2 separate regions of the Mus musculus genome follow, and region 2 is linked to region 1. Evidence: chromatin loops called from intact Hi-C (ENCODE). Cell type or tissue: heart. All regions are shown on one strand.

What was found. A loop is a pair of places that touch in the nucleus more often than their neighbours do. Peaks named below come from ENCODE experiments on the same cell type or tissue, not always from the same donor. Only the 100,000 strongest peaks of a DNase experiment are listed, where the experiment ranks them.
Region 2: it touches region 1 in a loop (2.6-fold over the local background); 23 of 42 quality-filtered maps call a loop at or near these places.

What each region holds. Positions count from the first base shown.
Region 1 is chr4:129,923,734-129,931,733 of GRCm38, reverse strand. Spocd1 reads right to left here and starts at 2,967. Exons shown (of 15, transcript XM_017320505.1): 1 at 2,936-2,967; 2 at 1,531-2,485. The coding sequence starts at 2,937. In heart, no CTCF peak of the experiment used is centred here; DNase peaks (open chromatin) are centred at 3,103 and 5,073; H3K4me3 peaks cover 796 bases; H3K27ac peaks cover 5,612 bases.
Region 2 is chr4:129,848,274-129,856,273 of GRCm38, reverse strand. Ptp4a2 (protein tyrosine phosphatase 4a2) reads right to left here. Exons shown (of 6, transcript NM_008974.4): 6 at 6,271-8,000. 1700108I11Rik (a long non-coding RNA gene) reads left to right here and starts at 3,043. Exons shown (of 2, transcript XR_868199.3): 1 at 3,043-3,143; 2 at 3,574-3,771. In heart, a CTCF peak has its summit at 5,565; no DNase peak of the experiment used is centred here; H3K27ac peaks cover 1,482 bases.

The DNA.
Region 1 (8,000 bases):
AAACAAGGATAAACACATAGGCAGCTCATTGCCTCCTGTCTCAGTGTTACTAATGAGCTCTTTGACCCTGACTGGTCATTTTATCTCTTGGAGCCTCTGTGACCAAATCAGTGCAATGGGTATATATCATCAGTGTTTACCTCAGAAGTTGTACAAAGATCTCAGATAACACACTCAGCACCTGGCATGTTGAACAAGCTTAGCCGATGACATTGAATGCGCAAGCACACAAGACAAACTTCCTGGGTTTGGTTCCCACTGTCACTTCCTTTTCTTTGCTTCATATAATTATATCAAAAGCATCTAGCACATAATACACGTTCAATAAATATAAAAGCAATCGGTTATATGGGAAAAATAAGTACTATCTTCCACCCCTGGCTTGTAGACATTAGATATGGTTATTAACAAAATTCATATCATAATTAAACAGACAACGAATGCAGAGAGAAACAGTGACAAGAGAGAACACGGAAGGATGGAAGCCCCGACTCCATCCCTGTGTGAACTTGGAGAGGTCTGTTAATTCCCCCGAGCCTCAGTTTCCCCATCTGGTAAAGTGGGCTAATTCTTGTCTTGAGGGACTATTACTAACACTATAAAAAAAGCAAACATCACTCAGGTGGCAGAGGCAGGCGGATTTCTGAGTTCGAGGCCAGCCTGGTCTACAAAGTGAGTTCCAGGACAGCCAGGGCTATACAGAGAAACCCTGTCTCGAAAAACCAAAAAAAAAAAAAAAAAAAGCAAACATAATGGAAGTGGAGTGACTTACCTCCCATCTTGAGCTAGACACTTTATTTTATGTCCTATCTCATTATCCCATTAAAGAGGGGTGTGTATATCCTTTTTATTTCAGACAGGGTCTCACCAGGTAGTCCTGGTTGGCCTGGAACTCACTTTGTAGACCAGGGTGACCGCAAATGCATAGAGACCTACCTTTGACCTGCTTCTGCCTCCAGAATGCTGGAATCAAAGGCATTTGCCATCTTACCCAGCTTATTATATATATTATTAATCTTATTGAATGAGAGAAAAGTTATTAAAGAATAGTGGGAGGCAATTCCTCCAGGAAGTAGGCTAGAGCAGGATTTGAACCCAGGACTTGCTGCCTCTAACAGATAATGGGCCCTCACAGGAACTCAGTAATGTCGTTTATTTTTTTCCTTTCCTGACTCTAGAATTTCAATGTATAGAATCTGGGAAGCTGGGCTTAGTAAGCCACACACCTGTAATCCCAGAGACTGAGAACCTGAAGCACTAGAGTCAAAAGTTCAAAGCTACTGTAGGCTACAGTGAGTTCAAAGCCAGCCTAGGCAACTTAGTGAGAACCCCATATCAAAATAAAAGGGGCTTGGGGGATGCGGTTTAGTCATAGAGTGTCTGTTTAGCGTGTGTGAGGCCCTGGGTTCAGTCCCCAACAAACCAAACAGAACAAGTCCGAGAGAAGACGCTCAATAAGAGACACTGGAGTTTACTTCTGTTAAGTGCCACACCCAGCCATCCTACCCTAAACTATCAGCTTCAACTTACCAGTCTGGGAAAATCCTTTTTACTGGCTCCCTCTGCGTGATCCTGGCTTGAGTCATCTGGACTTGTCCAAGGCCGCTTCTTCACATGTGTAGGTCTTCTCTGCTCTAGGGGTGCACCATCGAGCCCACCCAAGGGCTCTGGGGAGCTAGCACAGGAATTGGCTGGGGCAGAAAGTCCTTGTTCCAGCTCCATCCTGGACCCTGACTGGGCCTTGTCCTCTGGCCCCACCGGGTCAGGTGGAGTGCCAGGGCTGCCAACCACAAACGCGGGCTGTACTTCCTGCTGATCTGTAGAATCCTCAGTCAGCACCTCTGGGTACAGTGCTGGACTCTGAAGAGGCTCCTGGGTGACCAGACTAAGGGGCTCGCCTCCAAAGAGCCCTGGGAATTCAAAAAGGTGATCAAGGCTGTCTGGCGCAACCCCATCCTTAGAAAAGAGCATGTTTTCAACCTCGGTTTCTACAGCACATTCCACCCAACTTCCACCTGGCTCTCCAGGCTCAGTGTCCTTAGAAGAAAGAAGCCTTGGGGGACCTGCAAAGGCCTCTGGAGAAGCACACTCGGGAGGGTCCCCATCTGGTCTTTGACCAAACCTCAGGGAAAAACCTGACTTTTCCTCCTCCTGGGGACAGATTCCACACTTCCTGCATTTCCTTCGGAAAGGGGGCAGGACTGGAGATGGGGGCGGGCCCTTTGCACTGAGCCCCTCTTTGCTGAGTGTAGGATCCTCTGGGGAAACCATTCCTTCGACAGTGGTGGCTTGTCTAAAGCTGGGGCTGCTGGCCTCTTCCATTCCTGCTGGCCCCTCTGTACAGACCAGTACTCTATCTGGGAAGTCCAGTGATGTACCACAAAGACTTCTGGAGCTTCCAGTAGCCAAGAAGTCACACAGAGAGTCCTGGAACCTAGACAATGTCCTCTGTCCACCAGCCCTGGCTAAAAACTTGTCAACAGGCCTATGTGGAAAAGAGGGAGGTCTCAGGGAAAGCCTGACTGGGTAGTCCTCCCCGGCTTGCCAACTCACCTCCTAGACATGCTCCCTCCCCCGACCCCCACTCCTCGCACTAGTCTGCAGAAGGGAAGCTATCCAGATAGGGCCACTCCTCTGAGCTTCCCAAGAGCTTTTTTACCCTTTAAGCTTTCTGCTTAAATGAAAAAGGGTAAAAGTCACTACTTATCAGTGACACTGTGAAATGAGGTATCTCGCTTCACCCTAGCTGGTTCAGAGACTGCCCAAAAGCACACAGAGAGCAGAAAAGAGGAGATTCTCCCAGAAATGCAAAAGCCAGCTCCACACGGAGCAGAAATCTCAGCCCTATCTATACCCCACTCCTATAAACAGGACTCTGAATCAAGCCAGTCCCTGAACGCACTAGGACCTCCGACCTAAAGCTCCAACCGCTTACATCTGAGCTGCTACAGCTCCTTCTCCTTCTACTCCTGGGGGGCCGGGGGGGGGGGTTGAGGGAAGAAGCACGTGATGCGGAGAAGATGGTCCTGGATCCAAGGGGTGGGAGGCAGGACCTGGTGGTGCCCAGCAACGGCTCCCTAGGGGTGCTGGCGTTCTTGTCCAGCAGGAGGCGCTCGCTCCCTGCCGAGGGCTTCTGGGAGGAGGTGCCAATCATTCTGCCTCCACGCGACCGGGCGGGGTGCGGGGTGCGTGGGCAAAGGAATCGCAGACCCCCCGGATGCCGAAAGCTGCCTAAGATTGTAAACAGAGTGGAGGAGGTGTCTGAAACCCCTGGGGATTGTTAAACTCAAATCTGATTATTTTTCCTAATTAGATATTTTAATATTGTCTGGCATACAATATATCTAGACACACATGTGCCTTCTAGTCGAATAGAACGTCAAGAAATAGAAAAGTTTAAACTTCCTCTCATTTCTCAACCCTCTACTCTGTGGAACTTTGGGGTTTTTCTTTGTGGTCGATTTTGTTTGCCTGATTTCATAGCTATGGGTGACACTCCCATGCACATATCACTTGGCTCTTAAAATTTAAAAACCAAGTGATATGGCACTTAATAATCCATTAATCTATTAATTATTTATATTTATTGTTAATAGTATAATTAGTTGTTGATTATATATATTATAATTTATGATTAATTAGTTATTGATCCCACATGTGGTGACTTTATTTACTATTCTTTCCCCCCTCCACCCAGTTTTTAGTTTTTGAATATTTTTTAATTTTTAAAAATTGAATGTATTGGGCATGGTGGCCCATACCTTTAATCCCAGCACTCGGGAGGCAGAGGCAAGCGGATTTCTGAGTTCCAGGCCAGCCTCGTCTACAAAGTGAGTTCCAGAACAGCCAGGGCTATACAAGAGAAACCCTGTCTCAAAAAAAAAACGACAAATAAATAAATAAATAAATAAATAAATAAATAAATAAATAAATAGGAGGAGGAGGGAGAAGGAAGGGAAAGAGAGAGAGACAGAGAGAGAGAGAGAGAGAGAGAGAGAGAGAGAGAGAGAGAGAGAGAGAGAGAGAGAGAAGCAAAGTAAAATGTGAAGTCTGCCCAGCACCACCCTCTGCCTTTGAATTCAGAGGCCAGCCTGGGTGTATAAGACCCTGCCCCGAATTAAATAGATACAACAAATAAAATACCAGTTGCAAGGGATTCTGGGAAGCCACTTCCACCTCACCTCTTCCCAAGAGAGCAGGAAGGCACACTGGAATGGGAGAATGGAAGCAATATTTGAAAATATCTTTCATCTAATTAATATGTCAATTGCTTTCTCTCTCTTATGAATTTTGATTTGATTTGGCCTCATGAATCTCAGACTGGCCTAGAAATCAGTAAGTAACCAATGGGAGCCTTAATCTTCTCACTTCCAGGGTGCTGGGATCACAGGTGTGGACTACCACAGTGGTTTATGCCATGCTAGGGATGGAGCTAGGGTTTCGGGCATGGTGGGTAACCACTCTGCCCATTGAGCCACATCTCCAGGCCCTCAGTGGGTATTTTTAAATATCAGTCATGTGTTAAAAATACCCCATGTCCGTGGGGTATTTTTAAATCTCACATTACTATTGTGGATTTATGTGTCTAAATTCCTGCTTTAGATATTTCAAAACCACTTTTTAAGAAGCATTCGAAAAATACTTTTTTTTTTAAAGTATGGAACTCAAGGATAATGTTTGTCTTAAAAGCTTATTTATTTCAGCGTAATTTCCAGCTTGGGAAGAAATAAAGGTGCAAATGTATATATTTCTAGAATCTCCGTGCATGCCTCGCCTGCTCTCCTGCTTATTTGCTCTGTGTGTTATCAAGGAACACTCCCTACAGCTCAGCAGCCGGCCACAGGGCTGTCTGCTAAGCTCTGAATCCCCTGTGACCTTTGGGTCCCAGGCTCCAGCTTGGGCACTGGAGTGTCCTTGGCTCTGCCATCTCCTGTTCTAAGGTGTCCTTGTCACTCCTTGTTTCTCACAGCCTTGAACAGTTGTTGAGGGGGACCGTACTCCTCTTGCACAGTGCTTATCAGCTGGGGTTTCTCTAATGGCTTCCTCCCGCATTCGGCCTTCTTCAGAGTGCCACTGAGGGGAAGTGTCTTCTGTCACGTCCTACTGGGGCAGGTGACAGCTCCCAGTGACATTAACCTTCACCACGGGTAGAGTGTTTTCCGGATTTGGCCACGGCCAACTTGCTATTTTAAGAGTGTTAAGATGGAGAGAGGTAGTATTTTCAAAGGCTTTTTCAAAGTGGCGTTCTACAACGTCAAACAGAAAAACAATGCAGCCGGCTCCTCCTAACATTCTGCCTTTGCTTTCTGTATTTTCCTTGTTCCACAATTAATATATATGATAGAAAATTTGTTTGTTTGTTTGTTTGTTTGTTTTGAGACGAGTGTCTCTATGCAGCTCTGATTGTCCTAAACTCAGTGTGTAGACCAGGCTGTTCTTAAACTCACAAAGACCTACCTACCTACCTCTGCTTCCTCAGTACTGGGATTAAATTTCTTTTTTTTCTTCTCTTTTACTTTTGTTAAGATTCACATTATTTCTGCTGGGCAGTGTTGGCCCACACCTCTGACCCCAGCCCTCCAGAGGCAGAGGCAAGCGGATCTCTGTGAGTTCAAAGCCCGCCTGTTCTATAGAATGAGTTCTAGGACAGGGAAACCTTGTCTTAAAAGAAAAGGTTTTTTTTTTCTTGCTTTATTTTGAGATATGTGTCTTTGTGTCTGTGTGTGCACATACCATGTGTATATGTATGTTTGTGTTTGTGTATCTGTGTCTGTGTGTTTGTGTATCTGTATTTGTGTGTGTACCTGTGAATGTATGTATGAGTGTGCGTGCCTCCAGAAGCCATAAGAACGCCAGATCCTCTGAAGCTGGAATTATGGGCAGGTGGGAACCACCAGACATGGGTGCCGGGAATTGAACTCAGGTCCTCTGAATGAACAGCACATGCTCTTAGCTGCATAAACTAGAGGGAGCTGAGGGAGGGTGACCCTGGCACCATAGGTAACTGCCAGAGAAATGAGGAGTGCTCTACTCTCCTGAAACCCAGCTATGCTCCCAAGGGGCTGTGCCAATTTGCTCTCTATCAGCAGTAAGTGTACATCTGCAACATCCAGGATCCTCAGGCTTATACAGTATCTACTGTAGGTGATGTGTGTGTCTCTCTCTCTTCCTCTCTCTCTCTCTCTCTTCCTCTCTCTCTCTCTCTTCCTCTCTCTCTCTCCTTCCCCCACAACCCCCTCTTTCTACTTCCCTCTCTCCTGTCATAAACACATCTTGCTTTTTTTTTTTTGCTGTATTTCTTTTAAATTTAAAAGTAGAACTCAGAGAGATCTGCCTGCCTCTGCCTCCCAAGTGCTGGGATTTAAGGTGAGCGCTACCACTGCCCGGCTTACAGAAGTAGAAATAAATTTTATGTTTCCAATGAGTTATCGGAGGCTGTAGGAGAAGTGGCTGGGCAGGGCTGGAAGGCTGGACCATCAGAGGAACTGAGGGAGTGTGTAAAAATGGGGGCCACAGATGGAAGCAAGCTAAAGGCTTGGTAGAGAACGGAACAAGAAAGAAGCAAACAGATGGCCTCCAGGAAACAGGACAAAATTCGCACCCAAAAAAGAGGTGTCTTAGCACACATTGTATTGCTGTGAAGAGATGTCATAACCAAGGCAACCCAACTGAAGGCTTGCTCGTGGTTTCAGAGGTCTAGTCCATCATCCTTGTCATCACAGCAGGGAGCATTGCAGCACGCACTGCACTGGAACTGAGAGCTGCATCATGATACACAGACACAGAGAGACTGAGCCTGGGTCTGAGCCAGGGCCTGAGTGTGAGCTTTTGAAACCTCAAAGCCTAACCCAAGTGCCATACTTCCTCCAACAAGGCCACACATCTATGAGTCTCTGGGGATCGTTCTTAATCCGACCTCCACAGGAAGCAAGCAGGGGTGAGAGTGGGACTGGCATGGTCCCAGGCTCCTGCACTTGATGACGGATGTGTTCATAGTGGCCAAACTCACGAACTAGAAAACCAAAGAACAGACCCTGGGAGCTTCCAGCCAGAGGCTCTGTGTCCCAAGGCTCAGTCCACAGGGCTGAGGATCAGACACAGGGCTCCATACATGCATGACCGGACACAACTGTACCCAGGAGCTTCTGAGGTTAACAAGTGGCACTGTCCTTCTAACCCTTTGGGGACTCTTGTAGACACAGTTGTACACTCAGGGTCACACCTGCTGCCACGGGAAGGTTTCAATCCCACAACTACAAATCACTAGATGACACTGTCCTCGACCTTTGACGATGTCACACACATGGCTACACCTCTGAGTCCTCTGGGTTCACAGCCAGGGGTTTATGGTCCTCATCCCACAAGGGCATTGACAGCTACAACCATCAGAGGATGTGACTGCTGCTGGTGACTGTGTGTATGTGCGCGCACGTGCAGGGAACAGGTGGCCCTTTTCCAAGATGGCTAAGTACTGCTGGCACACTGACCAAGGCTGCCAGTGGACACGTAGGACGTCACTGTTGGTGCTGACTTGGATAACCTGGTCAGCTTTCTCCTGTAAACAGGTTCTTCTCCCTCCCCCTCCCCACTGTGAACTATGATGGAGAGGGGAGGTCATGGTGCAAGCACAGTCTTCCACATGGGGGGTGGGGATCTGAGTCCCACTTCCTCACAGATGCAAAAACTTCATCTGTCATTTGGAATGTCACAGGCGAGTTCTGTCCCAATTCCTTGATTACATCATTCAGGGGTTCATCTCAGTGTGGGCTTGGAGATGCTTTATCTATGAAACGTAATTCAATAGTACTTTATTTTGTGTTGAAAATAATCCAGTTTGGGGATTGGAGGGATAGCTCAGTTGACACAGTATTTGCCTAGCATGCCTGATGCTTTGAGTTTGTTCTCCTGCACGAGGTAAATTGGTGATGGTGATCCAGGCTTGCAAAGCCAACACTCGGGGGGGGGGGGGGGCAGGAGGCTTAGACATTCAAGGTCACCTT
Region 2 (8,000 bases), 75 kb after region 1:
ATTAATGCACTGAGATAAAATCAATTTGAAAATTTCTTAAATCAAATACCAATCCTAGAGTAATACTCGATGTGTAGGAAAGGCAGCCAACAGTAATAAGAAGCCAATTATAAACTATAAACCACTCGGCTCAGATACCCTGCTTTGTTACTGGCAAGGCCCATTACACACGGTTTACACAAGTTAAAGTCACTGACGAGGCAGACTCACTATACACACACACGTGCACCTGCATGCTAACCCTTCTCCTGCCCCTGCATTTAATGTAACGACACAGCTCAATTAACAAGGACCCCTTTGCGTGATGCCACACCTAAGAAATCATTAACAAACATCTTCCCAGCCTAGGAAGCTGGGCAGTCAAGGGCCAATTTTAGAGTCAGTTTACGCTGTAGTTTATCATTTAAAAATGGGACTGGCGGTGAGGCCGGTGAAGACTAAATCTAATCAGGCACAACCCGGAGCACAAGGGAACTAGACAGATATGGGTACTGTTAGACCCTTGCTACTCCATCTTTCCGAATCCCTATCTTCAAAACAACCAAGCAGACACAAGTGACTTAACCAGTGCCACTGTGTGCTACACCTGCCAGTGGCTCTTCTGCAGGGCAGATGGCAAAGCTGCCAAGCCTGAAGTATTCTAATTGCTTTCAGTCTGCGTGAGCTGTGGAGAGGATGATAGGTGGGCGTGGGAAGGGCTCACCACCACTCCACCCCACCCCACCCCCGGTCCATGGCCAAACATCCCAGCTATCTCCTTGAACTGCTGACTGAGAATATACTGCTGACCTTTCACACTGATCTGCACAATGGTGCAGAAGGAAGTCTGTCTTAGTCATCTCTCGCTCCCTTCCTTAAGGCCTGAAACTTCTGTCCTGCGCCACGGCAGCCCATCACTAGCCATTAGGATTCCTCAGCTTCTACCTTTTCTTGTTCATTCTCCTCCACTCGGATGACACATCCCACATGCACAGTACGAGTCAGTCACCCTTTAAACACACAGCCTCTAACTCAAGAGGACTCTTACATAACCTTTTGCACAAAGACCTGATCTTGCAACGGCTGATCACTGACTGACCTTCCGTGCCTCTGCTCTGCAGAAAGCGGCAATCTACAGTTAGAGGCTCTGACTCAGATGACTTGTGTGGGCTGGGTGTCATTCTGATGCTGTGATCCCAGCACTCTGGAGGCTGAGGCAGGTGGTGGGAATTCCAGGCCAAAGTAGGCATAATCCTGTCTCAAAAACTAGTGGTACAAACGTGTCACCACCACCCCCAGCACTCAGGAGGCGGTGGCAGGAAGATCAGGGATTCAAGGTCATCCTCAACTATTCTTAGCCAGTTCAAAGCCAGCCTGGGCTAGATGTAAGACCTTGTCTCAAAGACGAAACAAGATATTGCTGGTGCTGAGACATTGATCTCTTGAACAAAGCACATGGCTAAGGCTGTCCCTGTGAGAGTACACTGCCCATTTACTGAGATCCCTGCCTTAGCATCACCAACCTACCTTCCCAACCTCACTAAATTTGCTTGCCTTCCTTACCATATTCAGGATCTGCACTGCTGTGCCAACCCACACCAAGCAGTTTTTCAAGTTTACACAAACTCCTTGGGAAATACTGGTACCATCTTCATATATCTCAGCATATAGCGGGTTCCTTCATCTTCCTCGGTCTCATGGCCATTCCGTCTGACTGTATTAATCACTAATTCCTATGCTCTTCCTCACGTTCTCTTATTGCACTGATGTTTAACTGAAAAGAAATGTTCTTCTCCTACCCCTTAATAATTTCTTGCCAGTTTGTCATGTTCCCTCCCCTGGTATCCTCAGTGGCTAGGATAGTGGGTAAACACGTAGCAGGCACACCGCACTCACTCACAGGAGGTTGTCACAGCACTCAACAAGCTGTGTTTAATCCCTTGGGGTTTTGATACATGGACTCCCTATGTAGCCTAGGTCCTCCTGCCTCAGCCATCCAAATGCTAGCTACAAGTGTGTGCCACCATGAGCCCCACAGCTGGGTGTGGAGAGACAGGACCACTGGGAGTCCTAGGCCAACCTAGGTTTTTGTTTTCTTTTGGTTACGTAACTAGAAAAAAAAAAAAAGGAAAACTTAAGAGCTGCCAAGATGGGCTGGTGAGATGACTCAGCGGGTAAGAGCACTCTTCTGAAGGTCCTGAGTTCGAATGCTAGCAACCACCCATAAAGAGATCTGATGCCCTCTTCTGGTGCATCTGAAGTCAACTACAGTGTAACTTATGTATAATAAAAATAAAAAATAAAAAGCTGGCAAGATGGTTCAGCAGATAGAGTGGCTTGGCATCAGCCTACAATCCAACCTCACTTCCTGGGACTCAAAAGTGGAGGAACCAATTCCTGCAAGCTGTTCTCTAACCTCCACACAAATGCTGTGGGGTACCCACAAACACATACACAAATTAAATGTAATTTTAAAAATTAAGGTTTAAAGCCAGATGTGATGGCACACACCATTAATCCTAACATTCGGGAGGCAGAAACAGGTGGATCTCTGTGAGTTCAAGGCTAGCCTTGCCTACAAAGTAGAGCAAGCTACAGAGGGAGACCACATTGGGGGGGGGGGGGCAAAGTGTGCTGGCACACACCTGTAATCCCAATATTATCACCAGGGCAGATGTTCCCAGGCCGTAGTGCCTTAGATCCACATGGAGATAAGACCCAGGTGTTGCGGCACCTGTTCCTTCTTGGCTGTGGGGAATCTTTCCTTGCCTTCTGTGGGTCCCCCATACTACCTACAGTGCTAGCTTGGGGGCCCGCCCTTCATCCATCTGCGAAGCCAGCAACATTAAACCCAGGAAAGGCTCTCTGAAGAACTTCCATCAGTCTGCCAGTTCACCTAGGAAATGCCTATTTCAGCACTGCTATTCACATGAAGCCCACTCATCATGTCAGGCCCAGGAACTTTAGCTGCACGCATCTGAGGAACCATTATTAAGTCACAATGCTTGTTTGTTTCTGTGTTGAGGCCCTGGCTGTTGTAAACCAGGCTGTTCTCAAACTCGAAGAGATCTGCTGCCTGCCTGTGTCTTCTGGGTGCTGGGATGAAAGGCATGCAGCACAACTGCCCAGCTCAATGAAGACTTCAGTGGCATCAATCCCACCAGGTAGACAAATCCAACACTAGGAGAACCCACCACTAAACTAAGTGCAACAGAACTTCTGGTGGTCTTTATAGGAGTAATCCCAATGAAATAAAAATTCTCACTGGGAGACAGAGAGGGCAGTGCATGCCTGAAATCCAGCACTTAAAAGGGGCCGGAGGATAAAAATCCCAAATAAGACGTCTGGTCTACATAAGAAGTTATAGACCAGCCTATAGAGACCCTGTTTCAAAAATAAAAAACCCAAACCACAAAACAATCTATGCTGGAACAGACTCAAAGGAGAATGTAAGTTTAGTTTTACTGTAAATTAAAGAGAAATTTAACTGTAGTGTTCAATTCCCAGTACAGGGTGTGTTTCTGTGTCAGAACAAGGTAGATGTGAAATCAAAACGATTTGTCTTTTGTATGTGTACACACTTGTGTGTTACAGCACAGGCTCCAAGGATCAAACTCAGGCATGGTGGCCATCTTGCCAACTCCTCAAACCAAATAAAGACAGGTTCTCTCTACAAAGCCATGGCTACCTTGGAACTCACTTCACAGACCAGGGTGGTCTTAAACTCAAGTGATCTTCCGACCTCTGCTATCCAAATAATGCCAAGATTAAAGGTTTATACCACCAACTCCAGCTTTTTTTTTTTAAAGATTTATTATATGTAAGTACACTGTAGCTGTCTTCAGACACTCCAAAAGAGGGCATCAGATTTCGTTACGGATAGTTGTGAGCCACCACGTGGTTGCTGAGATTTGAACTCTGGACCTTCGAAAGAGCAGTCGGCGCTCTTAACCACTGAGCCATCTTGCCAGCCTCAGCTCTGACTCTTATCATGCAATAAATAGTATGTTTATAAGTTGGTGGGAATTATGTAGAAAAGTTAATGAAAAGGGTATCAGAAAAAGGCACTTAAATTTGAACCTTTAATCAAATAAGGGATGAGATTTAAGAAGATGGAAATGCTTGCCTTAAAATTAAAAAAATAAAAGGGAGGTGGCTGGAGAGTTGGTTGGCGGTGTGAGTGCTTTTGCAGGTTCTGCAGAGGGCCCACGTTTCTTCAGCAGTAGTTCCAGGGGATCCAATTCTGTCTCTTGGTTTCCATGGATACCTGCACACATGTGGCACACACACATCAAATTTTTCTTTTCTAAATCTTAGAAATACTATAGAATGGGACCCTTTACACTGGGTATGTTGGTAGTAGTAACTAAGACAGTGGCATTGCGTGCCCACCAGAGATGGCTGGGTAAGGTGTAACCTGGCAAGCTTCTTTCAAAGCTTTGGTGTGAGCGCTGGGACACACTGGCCAGGGCACACTGTGACAGTGAGAGGACAGCTTTCAGCTGTCATTGTTGAGACCATCCAGCACTATCACAAGCTGGCTCTGCTCGCTCTCTCTCCTCAGGAGTGCTGGGATGACAACTATCCGTAGCATCCAGCTCTCTCTCTCAAGCACGGGCTCCAGGGATGAGCTCAGCCTTTTTACCCGCTGAGCTGTTTTCCAGGTTCCTTGTTTCTGGGTTTAAAAACCAATTAGAACTAAAGTAAGGAAGGCATTAAAGAAGTAAGAACCCCCAAAGAAAAAGAGCTAAATGAGGCAGATGTGGCAAGTTGGAAAGAGCACTAAGGTTGACACAAGGCCATGAAACTTTAGATGCATCGGCATGGTCAGATACACAATATCAGAGGAGCTGAACCAAAACCAAGTTCAGCCAGAGTGAAAAGACAAAGCATGCCATTTAGAGCCAAGAGTAATGATCATAACCAACCACAGAAGTTAAGAGGGCTAATGCAAGGCACAAGGTTAAAACCAAGCAATGTGACCCACGGCGCCTAAGTAGCACAGCACAAAGCTGTCCGTTGTAACTGCTCACCAAGATGGACTGGCTCTTGCCATAAAGCCCAGGGTAGCTTTGAACTCCCTGGTCCTGTCTAACCTAGACAGGACCAAAGTACTTAGGCTAGCATCACACCCAGTCTCTATCTGTAGCCAGACTTTTGGCTACTTTATGGTTTTTGTTTTGGTTTTTTTTTTTTTTTTTTTTTTGGTTTTTCGAGACAGGTTTCTCTTTGTAGCCCTGGCTGGCCTCAAACTCAGAAATGTACCTGCCTCTGCCTCCCAAGTGCTGGGATTAAAGGCATGCGCCACCACTGCCTGGTGGATTCCTTTCATTATCACCCTTCTCCCTCCACCCCCAACTCTACCTTCCAAGCCCCTAACACTAGGGAAAAGAGGGCATTGAGGCACCAAGTTCCTTGGTGCAAGTTTGTTCCAGTCAGGATATCCAATTTCTTTTCATTTCTTTACCCACAACCACTTGACAAATAGCAAAAGTGGTTGATTGGATCTACCATATATATCCTTTCAAAGAGTCCCTAGAACTGCGAATGTCAAACACATGCAGAAACCACCTGCAGCTGGTGTAATTGCTCCCCTGCTGGAGCATGAAGCAAATCACAACCAGCTGTTGCGGACACTCTAAAGCAGCTCCAAGTCCCACATAGGGGATTAAACATTCCTGACACATTTGTTCTTAAAGAAACCAAAATTCTCATTGTACCCACTAAAACTTTGTTTTCTTTAGGTTGAAGTCCTGCTTAAATTTATCTAGTTTACCAGTGACTAAAGAGAAATTCTATGATACATTAAAGCAGCTAATTCTCCACTTTAAAGACCTCACAGAGAAACCCTGTCTTGAAAAACCAGAAAAGAAAAGAAAAAAAAAAAAGTGTAAAAAGAGCTGGGCAGTGGTAGCACAGGTATTTAATCCCACACTCAGGAGAAGGCTGAGCAAGATGGATCTCTGAGCAAGATGGATCTCTGAGTTGGAGGCCAGCCTGGTCTACAAAGTGAGTTCCAGGACAGAAAGAGCTACACAGAGAAACCCTGTCTTGCAAAGCCCCCTCCCCTCCCCAACCCACCCCACTCCCCCAAAAAGGTTTATTTAAATCTAAGTTGTAATACATTATGCAAACCTATAACAAAAATGAATTCCTTAGAATGAGATTGGTCAAGTACATACTTACTAAATACCTCTCACTTCACCTCTCTAACGTATCCATTAATAATGGGACACAAATCAGACCTTGAGAATGCCAAGCAGAGAAAGGAGAGCAAACATGAACTGTTTAGGAGTGGGGAAGAAATTCACAAAAAGCATGTAAAATATGTTTTATTGTTCTTCAAAAGGGTTCAGGGTTTGGTTGTAAATCAGGCTGCACACCTTCTGTCAGTCTAACCTCTCTCACAAGTCAAACTGGCTTCAGTTAGCAATACTTCATTAAATCCAAAAGAAAGAGTTTTAATTTTGATGGGGGGAAAAAAAACGTCCAGTTCTGAGAACAATTAACATTAGTCTTCTTTAAGACAAAGGGCTGCTTTATTCTCCTTCACACACCCTTCTCCCCAGAACCAGGAATGACACTATCTCAGGCAGGCTATGCTGGTGGACACCTGCATGTGCAGACCCCCATGGGAGCTATTGTGCTCGTGAACAAATACACACACACACACACACACACCAAAATTCTAGCATGTCAAGTGGAAAAGGTTTGGGTGATATTGATCAAAACCCTTGAGGAGTCAACAGTTAACCTAAACTTTTAGGTAAGAAATTTGATCTTGAGTCTTTGTTAAAGAAATCTATTGTCATGCTCCGAAGTAACAATTTCTGGATTATATCATCATTTTTCAACTTTAAAATTCTAGAAACAGTGTCAAAAGCATTATTTTTCATTTTCTGGGATGAGGCAGGAAGGTATTTGCATTTAGTTAAAAATCAAAACAATTGCATCAACAGTAAACAGGCAACTCAGAAAGCCACCAACATCTGGGTACTATCAATGAGATGTCATCCATCCTGCTGGCCTGACGATCAAAATCCAGTGATGGCTGCACCCAAGGCTTGTAGCAGGGTACTGCTGGTTATAAACACTTAGGTGAAGAGGGTACACAGAGGTGCCCCTCCATTTGCTTTGTCTGGTCAACTTCTGCAAACAAGGAAAAACAGCTTTTCTGTATCAACACACTGAGCAGAGACCCCACACCACTGCCACATGATGCCGTGAGCACATGCTGCTCCCTGGGCTGCCTACTGTTGCTCTTCCACCCTGTTACAGCCTGTGGACACAGACTCACTAGGCAAGGCTAGCTCTGACAGTGATTTTTCTTTTTGAATCTCAGAAGAATCTAGTGTTAACAAGATGATAGGTGGTTACACTGAACTGTACAAATAAAACTGTACAAGAATAATTTGGAAAACTATAGGCATTTCTCAAGACCAAAATACAATGAATGTTCTGTTGCTCCTTTGACTATTTCTGAAATCGGTCCTAAAATTTTAAGATACCACTTTTCCATGACATTGTTAGATAGCAGATCCACAATCCAGTCCTACACTTGTAGAAACATGCTAGCTCTCCTGGAAACACCAATGGCCTCCAGTCATCTCTGCAATAAAGTTTCTAGGAGGCCCACTTGTTTCACTGTTGGGAAAAAGAATTCTCTCAGCTAAATTACAGGAGAAAGACTCTGTTTAGGATGTCATTTCGTCACCATTTATAAAACCAAAGGTTCCTGGCTACCTCTCACACCCTAATGGTAGATCAGGGGCACAAGGGGGTTAAAAAAAAAAACTAATATAAGCATCCATCATCAATAGACTAGAAACAGCCTGGACCACAGAATATATGCGCCACTGCCTTTTCTTTGCTTTTATTTTTATTTATTTTTTTGTTGGTTTTTTTTGTTTTTTTTTTTTTTTCCCTAAAAGTGCCCAGGTGGGCTTAAGGCTGCCAGACACACGCACATCTACAGCAACAAAGGCTGCTTTCTATTCCATCTATGTGGATCAGGAGATGGG